Linked DNA regions of Homo sapiens: region 2 is linked to region 1. A link is a loop called in an ENCODE intact Hi-C map of the cell type or tissue named here. Cell type or tissue: CD4-positive, alpha-beta T cell. All regions are shown on one strand. Each heading gives the region's core, and the rest is flanking DNA. Links, peaks and the distances in the headings are about the cores only.

Region 1 (2,924 bases), core at 176-2,675:
GCAATTGCTATTCTTTTTATATACTTTTTCAGATTTTTTATATGCTTCTTTACTACTTACATCATAATGCACAATTTTATATACTGATTTTTTCAATCAATGTATATCATGAGTTTTTAAAATAATGCTACAATCTTCATAACTAATATTTTAATGGGGAGTGACTGCTTAATTGGCATGAGGTTTCCTTTTGAGATGAGGAAAATGTTCTGAAAATATGGTGATGGTTGCACACCATTGTGAATGTACTGAATGCCATTCAGTGGTACCCTGCAAAATAATTAAAATCCTAACTCTTATGTTGTGTATATTTTATTGCAATAAAAAGAATAGTCGTCATTTACTAAGAATTAACCTTTTCAGGCACAAGCTCTTAATGTGGTGTATCTCACTTCATCCTCACAACCGTCCTATGAAACAGGCACTTTTATCATTCCTGTTCTACAGCTGAGGAAACTGAGGTGTAAGGAGGTTGTGTAGTTCAGCTTGAGCCTGGGTCTGCGGAGTCACTGCCCAAATGCTTCCTCCCCGTGCACACTGGCCCCACTCTTGCTTCCAATCTTCCACATGTTTGTTCATAAAGTTCATTCTCGTTTCTTTTCTGAAGTCTAAGTTCCCATAATTATGTTGACATATTTCCATCTCGCGGTAACACTCCCAAATTATTTTCTAAAAGTGTGTGACAGTATAAAATGTTACTGGAAACAATTCTCCTCACCCTTGTGAGTATTCAATTTTTAAAAGATTAGCTAACATAGTAGGTGGAAATTGTCCTGATTCATTTTCTGATTTACACTTCCTTGACAATTAGGGAGAAGAAATACAACTAGGGACAATTCTCCTAGTTGTAGTTTTTCTTTTGTGAAAAACTGCTTTATTTCCTTTGCCAAATTGAAACAGAACATCTGCTAAACTGCCAGAGGGAATGCTGTTTTTCCAGATGGACACGCCAAGGATGTCTCAGTGCTCTCACAAATAATCGTTTTCCAATTTTGCAAGCCCAGCTTTGATTAGAATTTCTCAAAATATTTTGCTTTGCGAGCATGACACAGGCAAAAGCTGAGGCACTCTTTCTTTCTTCCCCCAAAGTGTTGGACTGCACTTAGATCATTGTCTCAGGTTCAGAAAACTGACACTGAATCTGGAGTTTACATGAGCAGCGTAGAAGAGGCTCTTCCCAGAGCCTGGCTCCAGAGCCCAGCTCAGCCCTAGCCGGGAAGGAGCTGCATGGAGGAAGCTCCTCCTGGCTACCAAGCATCGGGCAGGGGGTGCATGACGTGGACTGTGTAGATGGGTGAGGGAGCACCCTTTTCAAAATATTTTGCTGAAAATTAAGTTAGATATCACTGCTCTCAGATCTGCTCTCAGAGCAAGGCAAACATCCTGATCAGGAGGTAAACCCACCACTAGTTGCCAGGAAATTGACGCGGTCTGTGAGTATGTGCTGCCATCCAGTGGCCAATGTAGAGATGGCACCTCTGAGGGCGGGGGGCCACGGGTGACCTTGAGGATTGAAGCCCTCCCTGATTGGGTCCTGGGGAGAGGGCCACAAGATTAGCCCAGTGATTGTGGATGGGGCTGACACGGAAGAGCCCCTTGGCCTCAACACCTACTCTGCATTTGGAATATCCAAGTCAAGGAAGGTCTGGAAACATGAAGGGGAGAGGGGGAGAATTTCGACCTCCCTCTGAGAAGCTGAGAACACCCATTGATCTGATGTCATCAACATATAGAAAATCGATAAACAGATCTGAGTTATGTTTTGTGACTCCTCCTGGTCTAGTTAGTGTTCTGAGAATCATTTTCTCAGTGGACATGTGGGTGAGACCAGAGGAGACAGGGAGCCAGTGCAGGATGGTGGTTAGAAATGTGCAGAAGGGGGTGGGAGAGAGGACACAGCGAGTGGGCTCTGGGGTCAAGGCCCGGTTACACGCCGGTTATGTGATGTTTATTTATGATGATAGTGGTGATAGTGATGGTGATAGTAGTGATAATAGTGATGATGGTGGTGGTGATGATGGTTGTGGTAATGATAATGGTGATGGTGGTGGTGATGGTGATGATGGTGGTGGTAGTGATAATGGCAATGGTGGTGATGGTGATGGTGGTGATGGCGGTGGTAGTGGTAGTAATGATGATGATGGCGGTGGTGATGGTGATGATGGTGATGGTGGTGGAATGGTGGTGATGGTAATGGTAGTAATGATGATGACGGTGGTGGTGATGATGTTGATGGGGAGGATGATGATAAGTGGTGGACGGGGATGACGGCGATGATTAATAACCCTAATCCTCACAATGACCTTATATGTAAGTACAGATGAGAAAGCTGAGGCTAAAAGAGATTAAATAACTGCCCAACGTCACATGGAATATGGGAGAGACAGAACTCACACCCGGATCCTTATGATTTTAGCTTCATGCTTTCATCAGTTGAAGTATTGTAGAGGATCTGTTTGTTTTCTGGCTGCCCAGCAGCCTTTCACCCTACATCCCATAATTCTGGTGAGGGATCTACCTTTTGCTCCCTTCTGGGTATGAATGGGGTCCTGCCTCCACCTTCAGCATGGAACAGCTGATGCAGGTCAGAGCCAATCAGTGACGGGCTCAGGGGCAGGACCATGACCCAATTTCAGTCTCTCAGAGTGGACAGACTATTGTTCATGTAAGGGAGAGAGTGGCCTTTCTTATTCTTTCTCAACAGAGCCAGAGCCACCACAGCATCTGCAGCCACGGGAGTGTCACCTTTGTGCCCCAAATAGTGCCTACTCCATGATTGGGAGGGTCTGGGGTCTGGGGCCTAATGTGAGCCTGAAGACTTTTCAGCTCACTAAGAATTTGCCTTGTTTTGCTTAATCCAATTTGAGTTGGATTTTCTGTCACTTGCAAGAAAGAGTCATGTTAGATTCAACTCTATTCCATAT
Region 2 (2,924 bases), core at 337-2,836, 740 kb before region 1:
GGAGAGGTGGCTTGTGCTTGTGGTCGCAGCTACTGGAGAGGCTGAGACAGGAGGATCACCTGGGCAAAGGAGGTGGAGTCTGCAGTGAGCCAAGATCATGCTACCTCACTCCAGCCTGGGCAACAGAGCAACACCCTTTCTCAAAAAAAAAAAAAAAAAAAAGTTGCAGGCTAAGTATTAGGCTGATGGCAAAGAAGTGGCCAATTCACTTAATCTAACTCAGTATTATGGTTTTTTCTTTTATTTTCTTTTTTTTTTTTGAGAGAGTCTTATTCTGTCCCCCAGGTTGGAGTGCAGTCACGCGATCTTGGCTCACTGCAACCTCCACCTCCCGGGTTCAAGAGAGTCTCCTGCCTCAGCCTCCCAAGTAGTTGGATTACAAATGTGTGCCACCATACCCGGCTAATTTTTGTATTTTTTAGCAGAGACAGGGTTTCACCATGTTGGCTAGGCTGGTCTCGAACTCCCGACCTCAAGTGATCTGCCTGCCTCGGTCTCCCAAAGTCCTGGGATTACAGGCATGAGACACCATGCCCAGCCTTGCTTTTTTTTTTTTTTGGTGGGGGGGACAGAGTCTCACTCCGTCTCCCAGGCTGGAGTGCAGTGGCACGATCTCAGCTCATTGCAACCTCTGCCTCCCGGGTTCAAGCGAATCTCCTGTCTCATCCTCCGGAGTAGCTGGGATTACAGACGCCCGCCACCACGCCCGGCTAATTTTTTTGTGTATATATAAATATATATTTTTTTAGCAAAGACAGAGTTTCACCATGTTGGCCAGGCTGGTCACGAATCTTGACCTCAAATGATCCGCCCACCTCGGCCTCCTAGAGTGCTGGGATTACAGGCGTAAGCCACCGTGCCCAGCCTGTATGTACTTTTTAATACAGTAATATGTAAATAACTGTGTGTGTATGGGAAAGCTGTTTTTCATTTCTCCAAAAACTGCACCAAGGCAAAGCAAAGCTCTAGTTGATTTCGGTGTGTTGTGCAGGAGTTAGCAGTACTGCCCTCACTAGGTACCCATTGGACAGTAGTGCAACCCCAAGAAAAGGATGGTAGTAAGTTAACTTTCATCACGCGTTGATATTTCATTTGAAATGGTGACTTGAAGCTGGTTAGATACTGAAACTGAGACTATAGTATGCCTAACTCAGCTGCTCAATAACTATTTATTGCTTATAGTCTTACGACTTTTTTTTTAGAATAATTATCTTTGCTAGTACTATCAGATTTGCATGACAACCCTTTCTCTTGTATTCTCTGTAAACTGGAGGTTGTCCCACTATTACTGATACTAAATTTGATGGTTTGGTTCAAATGGTGACCACCAGATGGCTCCACTATACAGGTGTATTTTCTTTACCTTTTTTTTTTTTTTTTTTTTTTTTTTTGAGACAGTGTCTTGTTGTGTCGCCCAGGCTGTAGTGCAATGGCGCGATCTCGGCTCAGTGCAACCTCTGCTCCTGGGTTCAAGTGATTCTCCTGCCTCAGCCTCCCAAGGAGCTGGGACTACAGGCACATGCCACTGCACCCGACTATTTTTTTTTTGTATTTTTATTTTTATTTAATTTTTATTTATTTATATTTTTTAATTTTTTTTTTGAGACGGAGTCTCGCTCTGTCACCCAGGCTGGAGTGCAATGGCACAATCTCAGCTCGCTGCAAGCTCTGCCTCCTGGGTTCATGCCATTCTCCTGCCTCAGCCTCCCGAGTAGCTGGGACCACTGGTGACCACCACCACGCCTGGCTAATTTTTTGTATTTTTAGTAGAGATGGGGTTTCACCATGTTAGCCAGGATGGTCTCAATCTCCTGACCTCGTGATCTGCCCGCCTCGGCCTCCCAAAGTGCTGGGATTACAGGCATGAGCCACCGTGCCCAGCCGTTTTATTTATTTATTTTTGAGACGGAGTTTTGCTCTCATTGCCCAGGCTGGAGTGCAATGGTGCGATCTTGGCTCACCACAACCTCCATCTCCTGGGTTCAAGCAATTCTCCTGCCTCAGCCTCCTGAGTAGCTGGGATTACAGGCATGTGCCACCATGCCCGGCTAATTTTGTATTTTTAGTAGAGACGGGGTTTCTCCACGTTGGTCAGGCTGGTCTCGAACTCCCAACCTCAGGTGATCTGCCTGCCTTGGCCTCCCAAAGTGCTGGGATTACAGGATTACAGGCATGAGCCACTGCGGCTGACCTTTTTTTTTTTTTTTTTTTTTTTTGTATTTTTAGTAGAGATGGGGTTTCACTATGTTGCCAGGTTGGTCTTGAACTCCTGACCTCATGATCTGCTAGCCTCGGCCTCCCAAAGTGCTGGGATTACAGGCGTAAGCCACCACACCCAGCCTGTAATTTCTTTTACAATTAGGTAAGTAGCCTGTAGAGTGATACTTTGATGGCATTTCCCAGCAATCTTTCATCTAAAGGTTTTGAAGTCCATTGATAGTCCTTGTCTGAGTCAATTATTTCATTAAGGTTTGCATCATGGTTATTGTCTAATTCTATATTTTATTTTATACTTATTAGCTGGCATCCTATAGTAAAGAAGAGTTTTTCCTCATCAACTGGGTATAAACCACATTCTTTATTAAAAAAAAAAAGAAAAAAAAAGCAGGGTAGGTTGGGAGCAGTGGCCCATGCCTGTACTCCCAGCGCTTTGGGAGGTTGAGGTGGGAGCATCACTTGAGCCCAGGAGTTCAAGACCAGCCTGGGCAACATAGCAAGACCCCATCTCTAAAAAAACAAAAAAGCAAGCAAAAACACTTAGCCAGGTATGGTGGCAGGCACCTGTAGTCCCAGCTTCTGACGAGGCACGAGGATCACTTGAGCCCAGGAGGTCAAGACTGCAGTGAGCCATGTTTGTGCCACTGCACTCCAGCCTGGATGACAGAGCAAGACTCTGTCTTAAAAACAAAAACAAATGAAACAAA

Evidence for each region. Hi-C counts contacts between places; a loop is a spot of excess contacts. Peaks named below come from ENCODE experiments on the same cell type or tissue, not always from the same donor. Only the 100,000 strongest peaks of a DNase experiment are listed, where the experiment ranks them.
Region 2: it touches region 1 in a loop (5-fold over the local background); 7 of 110 quality-filtered maps call a loop at or near these places.

Annotation. Positions count from the first base shown.
Region 1 is chr6:160,454,684-160,457,607 of GRCh38, forward strand. No RefSeq gene overlaps it. Among named protein-coding and RNA genes, the nearest start is that of SLC22A3, 110 kb to the left of the region's middle. In CD4-positive, alpha-beta T cell, for the core only: CTCF peaks have their summits at 1,451 (motif pointing left) and 1,653; a DNase peak (open chromatin) is centred at 1,438.
Region 2 is chr6:159,719,484-159,722,407 of GRCh38, forward strand. It overlaps a transcript of SOD2 not described here and the pseudogene RNU4ATAC18P. Among named protein-coding and RNA genes, the nearest start is that of WTAP, 6.6 kb to the right of the region's middle. In CD4-positive, alpha-beta T cell, for the core only: a CTCF peak has its summit at 1,294 (motif pointing right); a DNase peak (open chromatin) is centred at 1,348.